Linked DNA regions of Homo sapiens: region 2 is linked to region 1. Evidence: read pairs that join two places in POLR2A ChIA-PET (ENCODE). Cell type or tissue: B cell. All regions are shown on one strand. Each heading gives the region's core, and the rest is flanking DNA. Links, peaks and the distances in the headings are about the cores only.

Region 1 (8,454 bases), core at 3,923-6,422:
TTAAAAAATTAGCCAAGTGGTGCACGCCTATAGTCACAGCTACTCGGGAGGCTGAGGCACGAGAATCGCGTGAACCTGGGAGGCGGAGGTTGCAGTGAGCCAAGAATCTGCTACTGCACTCTGCACTCCAGCCTGGGCGACAGAGCGACACTCCATCTCAAAAAAAAAAAAAAAAAAAAAAAAGAAAGTCTCCTTTTTTTTTTTTTTTTTTTTTTTGAGACAGAGTCTTGCTCTGTCGCAGGCTGGAGTGCAGTGGCGCAATCTCGGCTCACTGCAAGCTCTGCCTCCCAGGTTCACGCCATTCTCCTGCCTCAGCCTCCCGAGTAGCTGGGATTACAGGCACCCACCACCACACCTGGCTAGTTTTTTTGTATTTTTAGTAGAGATGGGGTTTCACCGTGTTAGCCAGGATGGTCTCCATCTCCTGACCTCGTGATCTGCCCGCCTCGGCCTCCCAAAGTGCTGGGGTTACAGGCGTGAGCCACCGCACCCAACCCAAGAAAGTCTCTTTCCTATCCCTTTCTTATCTTTTCTAGAGGTAACTACTGTTACCAGGGACTTGTCTAATCCTTGCAGGTAAATAAGCCTAGGTGTAGACTGTGCATTTTAAAATTCTAAATCATTCTACAAAGAAAAGATACTTCTTATTTATTTATTTTTTGAGATGGAGTCTCGCTCTGTCACCCAGGCTGGAGTGTAGTGGTGCAATCTCGACTCACTGCAACCTCCACCTCCCGGGTTCACACCATTCTCCTGCCTCAGCCTCCTGAGTAGCTGGGACTACAGGCGCCCGCCATCATGCCCGGCTAATTTTTTGTATTTTTAGTAGAGACGGGGTTTCACCATGTTAGCCAGGATAGTCTCAGTCTCCTGACTTCGTGATCCACCTGCCTCAGCCTCCCAAAGTGCTGGGATTACAGGCGTGAGCCCCCGCGCCTGGCCCTACTTATTTTTAAGGAGGAAATGTTGTAAATGTTTCAAACTGAGGTGACTCTAGTTCAGATGGCTGAGGGAACCCATCTTTTCTATTTTTTTTTTTCGAGACAGGGTCTCATTCTGTCACCCAGGCTGGGATGCAGTGGCATAATCATGGCTCACTGCAGCCTCCACCTCCCTGGGCCCAGGTGATCCTTCCATCTCAGCCTCCCAAGTAGTTGGTTGGGCCTACAGGCACGTTATCACACCTAGCTGATTTTTGTATTTTTTTTGTAGAAACAGGGTCTTGCCACATTGTCCAGGCTGAAAATAGGCAGCAGTGGCATTTTGAAAGAATACTCCTGTCTTTAAGAACCGGTAATATTTCTTTTTTTTTTTTTTTTTTTTTTTGAGACAGGATCTTGCTCTGTCTTGATCTTGTCATCAACAATTTTTTTTTTTAATTTTGTAAGAGGCAAGGGTATCACTGTGTTGCCCAGGCTTCAGTGCAGTGGCACGATCGTAGCTCACTGCAGTCTCAAACTCCTGGGCTCACACAATCCTCCTGCCTCAGTCTCCTGAGTAGCTGGGACTATAGGCCCATACCACCACACCTGGCAAATTATTTTGTATGTGGATACTGAGTCTCCATATGTTGCCCAGGCTGATCTTGGAACTCCTGCCCTTCCAAAGTGCCGGGATTATGGATATGAGCCACTGTGCCCAGCCAAGTCTTTTACTTCAGTATATCTGAATGGATAAAGAAAATAAAAGTAGATTAAAGGAAAAAGGCATAGTAAAATGCTATAATAATATATTCCTCTTTCTCAAAAATGATTATAAATTTGGGTCTACCTCCAGATGTGGTAATTGAGTGTGGACATATTTGTGTTAATATTTCGTTTAAATTCAGTGAGTACTTATTGAGCATGTCTCAGTGCTAACCAATGTGTTAGGTTTTACAGAAAATACAAAAATTAGTAAGACAGGGTCTCCTTTTTTTTTTTTTTTGAGATGGAGTCTTGCTCTGTTGCTCAGGCTGGAGTGCAATGGCACATTCTCGGCCCACTGCAACCTCCGCCTCCCAGGTTCAAGTGATTCCCCTGCCTCAGCTTCCCAAGTAGCTGGGACTACAGGTGCCCACCACCACACCCGGCTAATTTTTGTATTTTTAGTAGAGACAGGGTTTCGCCATGTTGGCCAGGCTGGTCTCAAGCTCCTGACCTCAAGTGATCCACCTGCCTTGGCCTCCCAAAGTGCTGGAATTACAGGCGTGAGCCACCGTGCCCGGCCTGGGTCTCCATTTTTAAGGACCTTATATGATAATATGGTAGGGGGTATAAGACAATCACATAATAATGCTAATGTCAATGAAAATATAAAAAATAAAAAAACAAAGATAGTAACAAAATCCTATCCAATTTTCAGCTCATCGAGTCTCAGTAAATGTTTGCGGGAGTTAGTATGAGTTAGTATGTTAGCCCAGGTCTTGAAGGATGGATAGGATATCAAAGGAGAGCAATAGGAAGGAAAAATATTCTAGGCAGAGGGAATAGTATGGGAAAGTTGTGTAAATTCAAGAAATAGTGAATAGAGCTCAGGGAAAAAAAATGGCTGAAGACAGGTAGATCAAATTATCGTTCTGTTTTGTTTTGTTTAGTTTTTTAATAGAGACAGGGTCTTGCTATATTGCTCAGGCTGATCTCGAACTCCTGGGCTTAATTAAGTGATCCTCTCACCTTGGCTTTCCAAAATGTTGGGATTACAGGCGTGAACCACCATCCCCGGCCAAGGATTTTCAAATGACAGGAATTTATACTAAATTCATTAGAACAGTATTTCCCAAAGCACAGGATAGATACCAATTTAGGAAATGATTTTAGGGGATTCAACATTCACAGCATTATGTAACATTTGAATGATGATTATGTACTAAGAAAGGTGTATCCTTTTCAGTTATTTATTTGAGGTGCTCACATCCTGTTTATTTCACACAGAAAATCTTGATTTAATGCTAGTATATCTTCAATACTTGTCTAATATATGCTAATCTCCCATTTTTTAACAGGCCCAACTAGAACTTAGTATTATTGTGTTTTCATTTCTTTTTTTTTTTTTTTTTGAGACGGAGTTTCTTTCTCGTTGCCCAAGCTGCAGTGCAATGGTGCGATCTTGGCTTGTTGCAACCTCCACCTCCCAGGTTCAAGTGATTCTCCTGCCTCAGCCTCCCGAGTAGCTGGGATTACAGGCGCCCACCACTATGCCCGGCTAATTTTTGTGTTTTTAATAGAGACAGGGTTTCACCATGTTGGCCAGACTGGTCTCGAATTCCTGACCTCAAGTGATCGCCCGCCTCGGCTTCCCAAAGTGTTGGTATTACAGGCGTGAGCCACCTCACCCGGCTGTGTTTTCATTTCTTTATAAGGCAGGTGATGTTGGCTTTACATATACAGTAGTAATTTAAAATTATCTTTTTTTTTTAAGCCAAAAAAGGAAGTCAGTTTTAAAGAAAAATATAAATAGCTTGTACTTGGATGTGGTTAAAAAAAAAAAACACACACAAACGTTGGTATTACAGAAGGTTTCTGACTTAATTATTTAGGACAATCATCTGTTTTATGGATTCTATGTTAAGGATCACTTATTGCATCATTCCCATTAAATATGTAGTATGATTTTCTGAATGGCAAATTGTAGAAGGGAATCTAAACCAAAGGGTAAGCGGTGGGTAGCAGAGTTTGTAAAGGCCTGTAAAGTGCTGCCCAAGAGAACTTCCTGCAGTGATAACTGTTGAGCACTCGAAATGTGGCTAGTTCAACTGAGGAACTGAATTTTAAACTTTATTTGATTCTAATAAAACTTTAAGTTAGGTAACCATATCTGGCTACTAGCTACTGTGTTGGACAGTACAACTCCATTGGTTGCTTTTGAGAGAAAAAAAAGCAAAGCAAGGGTAAAAGAAAAGAAAGAAGACCTCAGAATTTCAGGCTCATGATCTTTTTTTTTTTTTTTTTGGGACAGAGTCTCGCTGTGTCACCCAGGCTGGAGTGCAGTGGCACAATCTCGGTTCACTGCAACCTCCACCTCCCAGGTTCAAGCGATTCTCCTGCCTCAGTCTCCTGAGTAGCTGGGATTACAGGTGTGCACCACCATGCCCAGCTAATTTTTATATTTTAGTAGAGACGGAGTTTCACCATATTGGCCAGGCTGGTCTCGAACTCCTGACCTCAAGTGATCCACCCTCCTTGGCCTCCCAAAGTGCAGCTAATTTTTGTATTTTAGTAGAGACAGGGTTTCACCGTGTTGGCCAGGCTGGTCTTGAACTCCTGACCTCAAGTGATCCACCCACCTTGGCCTCCCAAAGTGCTGGGATTACAGGTGTGAGCCACCGTACCTGGCTCAGGCTCATGACCTTAAAGGTGAAAGAGATTTTAAGAGATCTATGTAGTCTAGTTTCAGGGAAGTAAGGTGATCTTTTCCCCATTTTACAGATGAGGCAGGCCTTCTGTTTTTTAAAAAAATCAGTGAGATCTTTTGACATAATCTCAGGGGCATACCGAGATTTTGATAACATTCGTAGGAAAATAAATATTATGATATTGTTTAGTAGCCACAATTTGCTATGTTACCAAGAGGCTTCTTGTCCTCTAGAGTCTGGATGACAGACTGTGGGTTAAGCATCAATCGCTAAAGCTCTTCTTCTCCTCCTTAGAAAGTGCAGCAGAGTGTGTACTATCCCTCAGCACTATTAGAAGGGGATAACCTGGAATTCTCTGATTCCTAAAATGAAAAACAACTCATTTGCATAGTTTGGTACTTATAACTATTAGCAAATTTCTCAAATTGGATTGTGCTTTACCTGGCCATTACTTTTTCCCTTTTGTTTGTTATTCCCCTATGTTTCTGGAAAGTAGTTTACATGTTCTGGAGCACTGCTTAAAAGCTACCATTGCAGTCTATCTTTCTCTAAAGCAGAATGGCTAATGTGATGTTCTGTTTTTCTCAAACTAGCGTCTTCAAATACCCTTAATTAGGACATAGGATATTGTAGAAAGCTTACATCAGATATATAGAAAGTGAGAAAGAGGTAGTGTAATAAAAGGAGGAAGTGAGGAAAGCACTGAAACCTACCCTTTCCTTTTATTTTTGGTGGCAAGGAAGGGTGAGCCTGAGATTTTTTTTTTTTTTTTTTTTTGAGACAGGATCTCCCTCTGTCACCCAGACTGGAGTGCAGTGCCGTGATCTCACCTCACTGCAACCTCTACCTCCCGGGTTCCAACGATTCTTCTGCTTTAGCCTCCCAAGTAGCTGGAATTACAGGCATGTGCCACCAGGCCCAGCTAATTTATTTATTTATTTTGAGATGGAGTCTCACGCTGTTGCCCAGACTGGAGTACAGTGGTGCCATCTTGGTTCACTGCAACCTCCGCTTCCTGGATTCAAACGATTCTGCTGCCTCAGCCTCCAGAGTAGCTGGGATTATAGGTGTGTGCCATGACGCCCAGCTAATTTTTGTATTTTTAGTAGAGACGGTTTCGCCATGATGGTCAGGCTGGTCTTGAACTCCTGACATCAAGTGATCTGCCCGCCTTTGCCTCCCAAAGTGCTGGGATTACAGGCTTGAGCCACCGTGCCCAGCCTAAGATCTTCTAACACATCTCCACTAGAGGGATAGTCTTGTTCTATCTTAGATGTTTAAAAGCTGCATATTTTAGGCCAGGTGCAGTGGCATACACCTGTAATCTCAGCACTTTGGGAGGCTGAGGCAGAAGGATCACTTGAGCCCAGGAGTTCCAGACCAGCCTGGGCAACATAGTGAGACCTGCCTCTACCAAAAAATCAAAAAAATTAGCCAGACATGGTGGTGCATGCCTGTGATCCCAGCTACTCAGGAGACTGAGGTAGGAGGATCACTTGAGCCTGGGAGGTTGAGGCTGCAGTGAGTAGTGATCATGCCACTGCACTCCAGTCTGGGTGACAGAGTAAGACCCTGTCTCAAAAAAAAAAAAAAAGCTGCATATTTTATACTTTACTTAGCCAAGCTATAATACGGGCTTAGTAAATAGTTGTTTAGGGCAACTACAGTATATTGTTACCTGCCTGGGAAGTAAGGACAAGCTAGTGAGACTATGACAGTGCTTCCTGTAGAATTCTGCCGTACTCGGTGGCTATATGCTCCTTGTTGTTTAATCATGCCCTCACCTCTGTGGTAAAAGTTTATTTATTTATTTATTTGTTTATTTTTTGTGAGACGGAGTCTCATTCTGTCATCCAGGCTGGAGTGCAATGGCACGATCTCAGCTCACTGCAACCTCTGCTTTCCAGGTTCAAGCAATTCTCCTGCCTCAGCCTGCCAAGTAGCTGGGACTAAAGGCGCACACCACTGAGCCCAGCTAATTTTTGTATTTTTTTTAGAGACGGGATTTCACCATGTTTGCCAGGCTGGTCTTGAACTCCTGACCTCGTGATCTGCCTGCCTCGGCCTCCCAAAGCGTTGGGATTACAGGCGTGAGCAACCACGCCCAGCAAAAATTTATTTTATATATCCTGGAGAACTCTGCTTAAAAGTTGTCATTTCAGAACATTTTGAGTGTGTGTGTGTGTGTGAATCAGTATGGATTTGCTAAAGTGATGGTTTTATGTTTTTATATTCAGATGTTTTATTTAAAAAACACAATTACAATACTGGTATTCCAGTTATTCAGCTAGAAAAATATTATTTATTTGTTTATTTATTTATTTATTTTGAGATGGAGTCTCACTCTGTCGCCCCGGCTGGAGTGGAGTGGCGTGATCTTGGCTCACTGCAACCTCCGCCTCCCAGGTTCCAGCGATTCTCCTGCATCAGCCTCCTGAGTAGCTGGGACTATAGTCGTGCACCACCATGCCCAGCTAATTTTTTGTATTTTCAGTAGGGACGGGGTTTCACTGTGTTGGCCAGGATGTTCTCGATCTCCTGACCTCAAGTGATCCACCCACCTCGGCCTCCCACCAAAGTGCTGGGATTACAGTCAAGAGCCACAAGTCTGGCCCAGTTTTTTTTTTTTGAGATGGAGTTTTGCCCTTGTTGCCCAGGCTGGAGTGTAATGGCGCGATCTTGGCTCACCACAACCTCTGCCTCCTGGGTTCAAGCGATTCTCCTGCCTCAGCCTCCTGAATAGGTGGGATTATAGGGATGCGCCACCACGCCCAGCTAATTCTTTGTATTTTAGTAGAGATGGGGTTTCTCCATGTTAGTCAGGCTGGTCTCCAACTCCTGACCTCAGGTGATCTGCCCACCTTGGCCTCCCAAAGTGCTGGGATTACAGGCGTGAGCCACCACACCAGACCTAGGAAAGGATTATATTGATAAATACCTTTTTATTTCAATGGTTGAAAATAGGACTTTTTTAAATTTTTGTTTTTCAGAGACAGAGTCTCACTCTGTTGCCCAGGCTGGAGTGCAGTAGCACAATCACAGCTCACTGTAGCCTCAATCTTCTGGGCTCAGGTGATCCTCCCACCTCAGCCTCCCAGGTAGCTGGGACTACAGGCGTGTGATACCATCCGCAGCTAATTTTTTGTACAAATGGGGTTTCTCCATGGTGGCCCAAGCTGGTCTCGAGCTCCTGGGCTCAAGCAATCCTCCCACCTCAGCCTCCCAAAGTGTTGGGATTACAGGTGTGAGCCACCACACCCAGCAAATAGAACTTTTGATAAAAATTGAGAGAGGCTCTTTCCAAGATATCATTTTATTTTTTAGCTGGAAGTTTATTACTTTATATTTACAGTTTGTTGACACTTTCTAGATTGCTTTATTCACCAAGTGAAAAACAGTCTCTACAATGCTGCCAGCTTATTTGGATTCCCATTCCAGCTGACCACAAAGCCCATGGTAACTTCTGCTTGTAATGGAACACGGAATGTGGCCCCTTCAGGAGAGGTCAGTGGGGATGAGACTCCATTAGGAATACTGATCTTTATACTTAATCATTATATTTTAGAAAATTCTCTCTTCGAGAGTTAATGTGTATAATTACTTTTTTCCAGAAATATCTGTATCTTTATTAGCTGTGCTATAAAGGCCAAGAAATTAAAGGTTAATAAAATGAACATTTAAAACATGTTTACAAAGAGCTAAATATTATTACATATGCTTTCTTATTTAAGGATGTACAAAGAAACTAGAATTGTTATTTCTACATCATTTTGTGAGTCTTGACAAGTTAAACCTTAGGTCTTATTGATGGTATCTCTTCTGTGAGCTACCTAAGAAAAAGTTATCTTTTCATAATAGAAAGTTATTTAGGTGACAAAATTTAGATGCTACAGAAGTGATTCTGTTTGATTTTAAGGTATTTTCGAACTCTTCATCTTGTGAACTGACAGGTTCTGGATCCTGGAACAACATGCTGAAACTGGGTGAGGTGGTCAAAAATATTTCTGTTTCCCGCTACCTCCTTCTGCCCATTTTTTTCCTACATTTTGAAAATATGAAAGGAAAACACTGATTTGAATTGGGATGAGAAAGACATTCTTTCTACCGTTCTAAAAAGCAAA
Region 2 (8,454 bases), core at 2,837-5,336, 270 kb after region 1:
GACTCCAAAAGCAGGGAGGGAAGAAGGGAGATAATGGCTGAAAAACTTGCTTTTGGGTACTATTGGGCACCATGTTCACCATCTGGGTAACAGGGGCAATAGAAGCCCAAACCTTAGCATGATGCAATATACCCTTGTAGCAAACCAGCACGTGTACCTTCTTAATTTAAAATAAAAAATAAGAATCTAACGCAAAGTTCTGAGTTAAAGTATCTGTCGATTTGAAAATGCTTACCTAGCTAAAATCTTTTCAAGATTGAGGATAAAATGTGAACAAATTTATACAAGTAATATAAACTAAGTTTACTTCAATTATTTACATCTTTAAGAAATCTAGTAATATTTTAAATAAAATGCGGTTTCATATTTTTATAAAACACATATTATATACCTTAAATATGTACAATTTTTATTTATAAATTATACCTCAATAAAACTAGGGGAAAAGAGCCTTAATAAAAAAAGAAAAGAATGCCAAGGTATATCATTGAATGGAAAAGCATAGAACAGTGTGGAAACTATGCTGCCATTTGTGTGATATATGGGCACAGTCTGCTTGAAAGACATACAAGAAAATGTGTAACAGTGGGTTTCATGGTGGCAGGAACATCTTTTTAATTGATATAATATTCAAGTACTGCTCATTTAAAATAAAGAAAATTGGCCAGGCGCGGTGGCTCACACTTGTAATCCTAGCACTTTGGGAGGCCAAGGCAGGCAGATCACTTGATGTCTGGAGTTCGAGGCTAGCCTGGCCAACGTGGTAAAACCCCCATCTCTACTAAAAATACAAAAATTAGCTGGGCGTGGTGATGGGTGCCTGTAATCCCAGCTACTCGGGAGGCTGAGGCAGGAGAATTGCTTGAACCCAGGAAGTGGAGGTTGCAGTGAGCCAAGATTGCACGATGGCCCTCCAGGCTGGGAGACAGAGTGAGACTCCGTCTCAAAAAAATAAAATAAAATAAAGAAAATTAAAGACAAAAAGAATAAGTTATAGACATAAAGACCTGGCCAGGTGTGGTGGCTCACACTTGTAGTCCCAGAAGTTTGGGAGGCCGAGGCAGGTGGATCACTTGAGGTCAGGAGTTCGAGAACAGCTTGGCCAACATGGTGAAACCCCATCTCTACTAAAAATACAAAAATTAGCAAGACATGGTAGCACACCCCTATAGTCCCAGCTACTCAGGTGGCTGAGGCAAGAGAATCACTTGAACCTGGGAAGTAGAGGTTGCAGTGAGCTGAGATCACTGCACTCCAGCCTAAGCAACAGAGAGAGACTCCATCCCAAAAAATAAATAGGCCAGGTGCAGTGGCTCATGCCTATAATCTCAGTATTTTGGGAGGCCGAGGCGGGTGGATCACCTGAGGTCAGTAGTTCAAGACCAGCCTGGTCAACACGGTGAAATCCTGTCTCTACTAAAAATACAAAAAATTAGCTGGGCATAGTGGTGCGTGCTTGTAATCCCAGCTACTCGGGAAGCTGAGGCAGAAGAATCGCTTGAACCCGGGAGTCGGAGGTTGTGGTGAGCCAAGATTGTGCCACTGCACTCCAGTGTGGGCAACAGAGCGAGACTTTGCCTCAAAAATAAATAAATAAATAAATAAATAAATACAGACGTTATGTGCACCAGCATAGACAACAAAGTGAGACCCCATCTGTATAAAATATTTAAAAATTAGCCATGTGCAGCCGGGCGCAATGGCTCACACCTGTAATTCCAGCACTTTGGGAGGCTGAGGCGGGCAGATAACAAGGTCAGGAGTTCGAGACCAGCCTGGCCAACATGGTGAAACCCTGTCTGTACTAAAATACAAAAACTAGCCAGGCATGGTGGTGCATGCCTGTAGTCCCAGCTGCTCAGGAAGCTGAGGCAGAAGAATCGCTTAAACCCGGGAGGCTGAGGTTGCAGTGAGCCGAGATTGCACCACTGTACCCCAGCCTGGGGGACAGAGCAAGACTCTGTCTCAAAAAAAAAAAGAAAAAAAAAATTAGCCAGGTGCAGTGGTGCTCACCTGTAGTTCCAGCTACTGAGGAGGCTGAGACGGCAGGATCACTTGAGGCCAGGAGTTCAAGGTTGTAGTGAGCTATGATGCTATGATTGCCCCACTGCATTCCAGCCTGGGCAACAGACCAAGACCCTGTCTCATAAAAAAAAAAAAACAAAAAACAAACTTTATGTGCAGTTCTAGCCATAATTGGAAAAAACTGTAAAAAACAACCTACCTGTCTATAATAGGGTTCTCAAGAGAAACAAACAGGAAATCAGAATATATATGCATATATACATATATATTCTCTATATATACATATATAGATATATATAGAGAGAGGGAGAGAGAGATTTAATAAAAGGAATTGGGTCACATGATTATGGAGGCTGACAATTTCTAAGACCTGCTGTGGGTTAGCAAGCTGGAGACCCAGGAGAGCTGATGATGTAGTTTGAATTTGAAAGCTGGCAGACTCAAGACCCAGGAAGAGCTCGTGTCTTGGTTTGAGCCAGAAGGCAGGAAAATGCCAGTGTTCCAGTTGGAAGGCAGTCAGGCAGGAGAGATTCTGTCTTACTCAGGGGAGGGTTAGGCTATTTGTTCTCTTCAGGCCTCCAATTGATTGGATGAGGCCCACCCCTCTTAGGGAGGGCAATCTGCTTTACTTGGTCTACTGGTTTAAATGTTAATTGCATCCAGAAGCACCCAGAATGATGTTTGACCAAATCTCTGGTCATCTTGTGGCCTACTCAAGCTGACATATAAAATTAAACATTGCAATGTCCTACAATAGGACAACAGGATATAATGCAGCCATTAAAATGTTAATTTTGAAGGCTAAGAAAAATAAGCATGGTAAGGAGCTGAGTAGAAAAATAAACCACAGAATACCAGATTATGCCTACAATTGCACCAGTGAAATGTGTGCACACATGGGTGAAGAATAGGTAGGAATAGGAAGAAATAAGAATAGCTTTTGTGCTAAGCTGTTGAGATTACAGGAAAGAATTTACCTTTTTCCTTTAATTTTTAATAATATAATTGTTTAAAATTCAAGAAACTGAGAATCCTAGGTGTAGAGTTTCCAGGAGGAGGGAACAGTAGCTGCAAGCGGTAACTGACACATCATCTACACTCAATAGCTGTTGAATAAATGAATAATTGCTACTGTTTTCTGCTGCATTCCCCCAGAAGCACATTGTGATACAAGGATTTTTTTTTTTTTTGAGACAGAGTCTCGATCTGTTGCCCAGGCTGAAGTGCAGTGGTGCGATCTTGGCTCACTGCAACCTCTGCCTCCCAGGTTCAAGCAATTCTCTGCCTCAGCCTCCCCAGTAGCTGGGATTACAGGCATGCGCCACCACGCCCAGCTAATTTTTGTATTTTTAGTACAGACAGGATTTCACCATCTTGGACAGGCTGGTCTTGAACTCCCGACCTCAGGCAGTCCACCCACCTCGACCTCCCAAAGTGCTGGGCTTACAGGCATGAGCCACTGCACCTGGCCTGTGATACAAGGATTTGAGGGCAAGTTGTTTATTTGGGAGGTAATCACTGGTAGGAGAGTCGGGGAGTGAGGCTGGGAAGAGAAAGAAGCCAATATAGGGCACTTCAATGAGGTTACCATTGAAGGTAACTCCACGGGACCTCTGGGAGAATGTTGGGAGTAGGCTTCAGGTTTGTCTCGCAGAGGACAAGAAAGAAGGAGTTTTAATCTCCCAACTCTCATTCATCTTGGTTGAAAGGGCTGCTCCTGGGGGCATTACCTCCTTGGCATTTTCAGCCTGCCCCAAGCAAGGGTCCATCACACCTCTGTGACTAGTGAAAGCCTGCAGGCAGAGAGTCACAGGTGCTTGCAGTTAGAAGCTGTTGATTGTATGGGAACAGTGAGTGCTGCAAGGATAGGGTGGGGCACTGAGGACACTTGCAGAGTTTATCATTATTGAACACCTGCATGATTCAGGCACTTAGAGAATAGTTTCTCTAATTCCCACAACAGGGTTATGCAGTGAATATTATTAGGGAAGAAACAAGCTCAGAGAGGTTGTGACTTGCTCAGAGTCATGCAGGGCAAGGTACAGAATCAATTAAGTTATTTGAACTACAAAGATTTCTTTTTCTCTTCCTCTTGCTACCTCCCAGTTAAACTCAATGCTTTCTAAATAAACTCACCAAAAAAAGTAAAATGATGACATCTGAGAGGTAACAACAATTCAGTAAGATCAGCTTTAAAACAGCATAACTATTTAGGTCCAATCACATAATCAACAAGTATTGAAATCTGTAAGAGAAAGAGAAAGTCAGCATGGGGAGGAGGGCATCTACCAGGGCAGAAGTACCAATACCAGCTGACTGAAGCCAGGGTCAATAAACCCACACCTACTGCTTTCCAAGAGATTAAAGAAGAAATTATGACCATGAAAGGAAATATGTAGGTACTATGAAAACAGCAAATCTGTTTGTCATTCCCTCCCTCAAAATTCTTCAATGATTCCCAATTTCTTTCAGTATAATTCCCTTAGTAGAACATGTAAATACTTTGAGATTTGGCCCTTGCTAACCTCTCCATGCTCATCTTCTACCACTCACTCACAGCCATATGCAACTACTTAAAATCCTCAGAACAGCCCATCTCTGTCACAGCCCTGAGCCCTTGTAAGGGCTGTTTCTGCTACCTGGAATTCCATCTTCCTCTCTTTTCCACCTGGCTAATTCCTACTTGTTATTCAAGGCTTAGCTTGGTCATTACCTATTATAGTGAAGTTTCTCAATCTTTTAAAAACCATACTGCTAAATAATATATACAAATATCTCATACCAGCCTTCCCATGAAACTCTATTTCCTTTTGAGAATTACTGATAAACAAAATTTATAATCTACCTTCTGAATATCTCCACCATCTGAGATGATTTTATATTTACATTTTTTTTTTTTTTTTGAGACAGAGGACTCTGTCCCCCAGGCTGGAGTGCAGTGATGCAATCTCAGCTCACTCCAACCTCTGTCTTCCAGGTTCAAGCAATTCTTCTGCCTCAGCCTCCCAAATAGCTGGGATTACAGGTGTGTGTTACCATGCCCAGCTAATTTTTTTATTTTAGTAGAGACAGGGTTTCACCACATTCGCCTGGCTGGTCTCGAACTCCTGACCTCAGGTGATCCACCCACCTCAGCCTCCCAAAGTGCTGGGATTACAGGCATGAGCCACTGTCCCCAGCTGTTTTTTTTTTTTTTTTTGTATTTTTAGTAGAGATGGGGTTTCACCATGTTGGCCAGGCTGGTCTCAAACTCCTGACCTCAAATGATCTGACTGCCTTAGCCTCCCAAAGTGCTGGGATTACAGATGTGAGCCACCATGCCCAGCCTATGTTTACTTTTTATAAATTATTAATTATAGATTATGAAAAGTTTTTTTACTTCTCCAAATATAAAAGTCTCATAATATTGAATTTTTTTCAGCCTCTCCCCTTCAGATTAAAGATTCCCCACAGCAGCTTCTGTATCCCTGGCCCCTCCACTCATCCCAAGATGAGAATTGCTATTCTATAGGAAATTTTTCAAGATGCCAGGCTAAGGTAGGTACCATCTCTCTGTTCACCAAACATCTAATACACATGACTTTATATTAAGTCTTTCACATTGTTTTGAATATGTTGATTTAATTAACTTTCCACTGAATTCCATAATTAAAGGAATAGATGTGTATTAAGCCTCTACAATCAGTACAGTTCCAGGCACTGTACTAATTTTGTGAGGTATTACCATCCTCAGGAGGAAAAAGAGGACAGGGGCTATGAAATCTATCAAGTATGGATCCAACTAGTAAGTGATGAAGCTAAACTCCAGGCTCCATGTGCCTGACCTCAGAGTCTGTGCTCCTTTGCTAAAGAGTGTTTCCTGCCTGAGGCAGAGGCTGTGCAGAGCTATGTATCCATGTACTCAGCACAGTGCCTGAAACATAGTAGGCATATCATATGTTGGAGGTGAACAAATGAGCCAAAGACATCAAGAAAAGCAATAAAAACTTGAATAGATGTCACTGGGCAAATAAGTGATTGAGAAGAAACATCAAGCCAGAAACACAAATCACAGGGCATTTGCACAGAGTGATTCAAAACAAAACCAAAAAGGCACAAAACAATGTAAGAAAAACTAAAAGACTTAGAACATAGATTAGAAACATTGAAGTGAAAACAATAAGGAAACTATAGGAAATAGAGAAGGCTGACAATGAGGAAGCCATCATCAGAGAAATAAGGGAAGAAAACATAGCTGAATAGAAAAAAAAAAAACAGCACTCTTTTTGTGATCATCTGTTTACTCTATTTCCCTTTTAAGATAGTCGGTTTCAGCCGGGTGCAGTGGCTCACACCTGTAATCCCAGCACTTTGGGAGGCCAAAGCGGGCAGACCACAAGGTCAGGAGCTTGAGACCAGTGTGGCCAACATGGTGAAACCCCATCTCTACTAAAAATACAAAAATTAGCCGGGTATGATGGCGGGTGCCTGTAATCCCAGCTACTTGGGAGGCTGAGGCAGGAGAATCACTTGAACCCAGGAGGCGGAGGTTGCAGTGAGCCGAGATCATGCCATTGCACTCCAGCCTGGGCGACAAGAGCAAGACTCCATCTCAAAAAAAAAAAAAAAAAAAGAAAGTCGGTTCCATGAGGGTAGGAATCATCTCTCTCTTGTTTGTCACTGCATCTTCAGTGTTTGACACAGTGTGTGACATAGGTAAGAGCTCTGCCAATATTTTGTTGAATGAAAGAAAGCCAAGCACAGATCATGAAAAGACATGTAAAACCCCATCAAAGAAAGATGCCTCTGGTGTTTTTAAAGCATTGCCTTAAGAGGCGGAGTCTATGCTTTTGAATCTGGGGAGGAATTATGAGTTCTTTAGTCACAGAATCTGACAGAAGCACTGCGATGTAACCTCTGAGACTAGGTCAAAAAGCTGATGATGCTTCCACCTGGTTATCTTGGACTACTTATTCTCCAGATATTCCCTCTAGGAGCCCACTCATCACACGTCGTTTGGAGAGGCCCTACGGAAACACACCAGCTGACAGGCAGCTTCAGTTATCCCAGCCCCACACCAGACATATGGGGGATGAAACCCCCAGATGACCCACCTTCCAGCTATGTGGGTCTCCTCTTGCTGAGACCCCAGACGTTGTGGAGCAGAGGCAAGCCAATGACCCTGTGTCCTCTCAAAATTACTGACCCACAGAATCCACAAACATAATAAAATTATTGTTATGCCATCAAATTTGGGATGGCTTATTAAGTAGCAATAGAATGATCAGAACAATATCCACCCTTTCTAAAGATATCTCTTTGTTGGGTGTTTAAATTTTTATTTATTTATTTTTTTATTTTATTTTTTATTAGTATTATTATTTTTGAGATGGAGTTTCGCTCTTGTTGCCCAGGCTGGAGTGCAGTGGCGTGATCTCGGCTCACTGCAACCTCCGCCTCCCAGGTTCAAGTGATTCTCCTGCCTCAGCCTCCCGAATAGCTGGGATTACAGGCATGCACCACCATGCCCAGCTAATTTTTTGTATTTTTAGTAGAGACAGGGTTTCTCCATATTGGTCAGGCTGGTTTCAAACTCCCAGCCTCTGGTGATCCGCCCGCCTCGGCCTCCCAAAGTGTTAGGATCACAGGCGTGAGCCATCGCAACCGGCCTAAAAAAAAAGATATAATTTTTAGAGATCCAAAGACAAGAATGATCTTAAGACTTGCTCCTGAGATGTTGTATAAGAGGAAGACTTACAAGGAAATCTACAAGAACTGAGGTCTTGTCTCGTCAGGTTGACTTTTCTCTTTGAAGGCAGCAGAAAATCATGTCATGGGCTATAAGCTCACACACACTGATAATTTCCATAATGTCCCTGCTCTGTACAGATCACTATGAGGAGCAGTGGAAATCAAAGAGCACAAATACAGAGAATAAAAACAAAGATACGGCCAGGCGCAGTGGCTCACGCTTGTAATCCCAGCACTTTGGGAGGCCGAGGCAGGTGGATCACGAGGTCAGGAGATCGAGACCATCCTGGCCAACATGGTGAAACCCTGTCTCTACAAAAATACAAAAAAAAAAAAAAAAAAAAAAAAATTAGCCGGGCATGGTGGCGTGCGCCTGGAGTCCCAGCTACTCAGGAGGCTGAGGCAGGGGAATCGCTTGAACCTGGGAGGCGGAGGTTACAATAAGCCGAGATCGCGCCACTGCACTCCAGCCTGGTGACAGAGCGAGACTCTGTCTCAAAAAAAAAAAACAAACAAAGAAAGATATAGAGACTCAAAAGAGTTAAGTGAATTTACACATTAACAAAGAGGGGGGAAATTTTTATATTGTAAATATAACCCACCATGGGGTAGTGGTTTTCAAATTGCAAGGTCACAATTCATTAATGTGTCATGAAATCAAGTTAGTGGCTCTCAACCCGCTTTTTTTTTTTAAATGAA

The links. Peaks named below come from ENCODE experiments on the same cell type or tissue, not always from the same donor. Only the 100,000 strongest peaks of a DNase experiment are listed, where the experiment ranks them.
Region 2: POLR2A ChIA-PET joins it to region 1 with 5 read pairs; 2 of 35 experiments call an interaction of 5 or more read pairs at or near these places.

The regions. Positions count from the first base shown.
Region 1 is chr3:185,590,709-185,599,162 of GRCh38, forward strand. SENP2 (SUMO specific peptidase 2) reads left to right here. Exons shown (of 17, transcript NM_021627.3): 3 at 7,704-7,837; 4 at 8,250-8,316. Among named protein-coding and RNA genes, the nearest start is that of SENP2, 8.6 kb to the left of the region's middle. In B cell, for the core only: no CTCF peak of the experiment used is centred there; a DNase peak (open chromatin) is centred at 5,013; H3K4me3 peaks cover 742 bases; H3K27ac peaks cover 2,081 bases.
Region 2 is chr3:185,862,885-185,871,338 of GRCh38, forward strand. No RefSeq gene overlaps it. Among named protein-coding and RNA genes, the nearest start is that of IGF2BP2, 42 kb to the left of the region's middle. In B cell, for the core only: no CTCF peak of the experiment used is centred there; no DNase peak of the experiment used is centred there.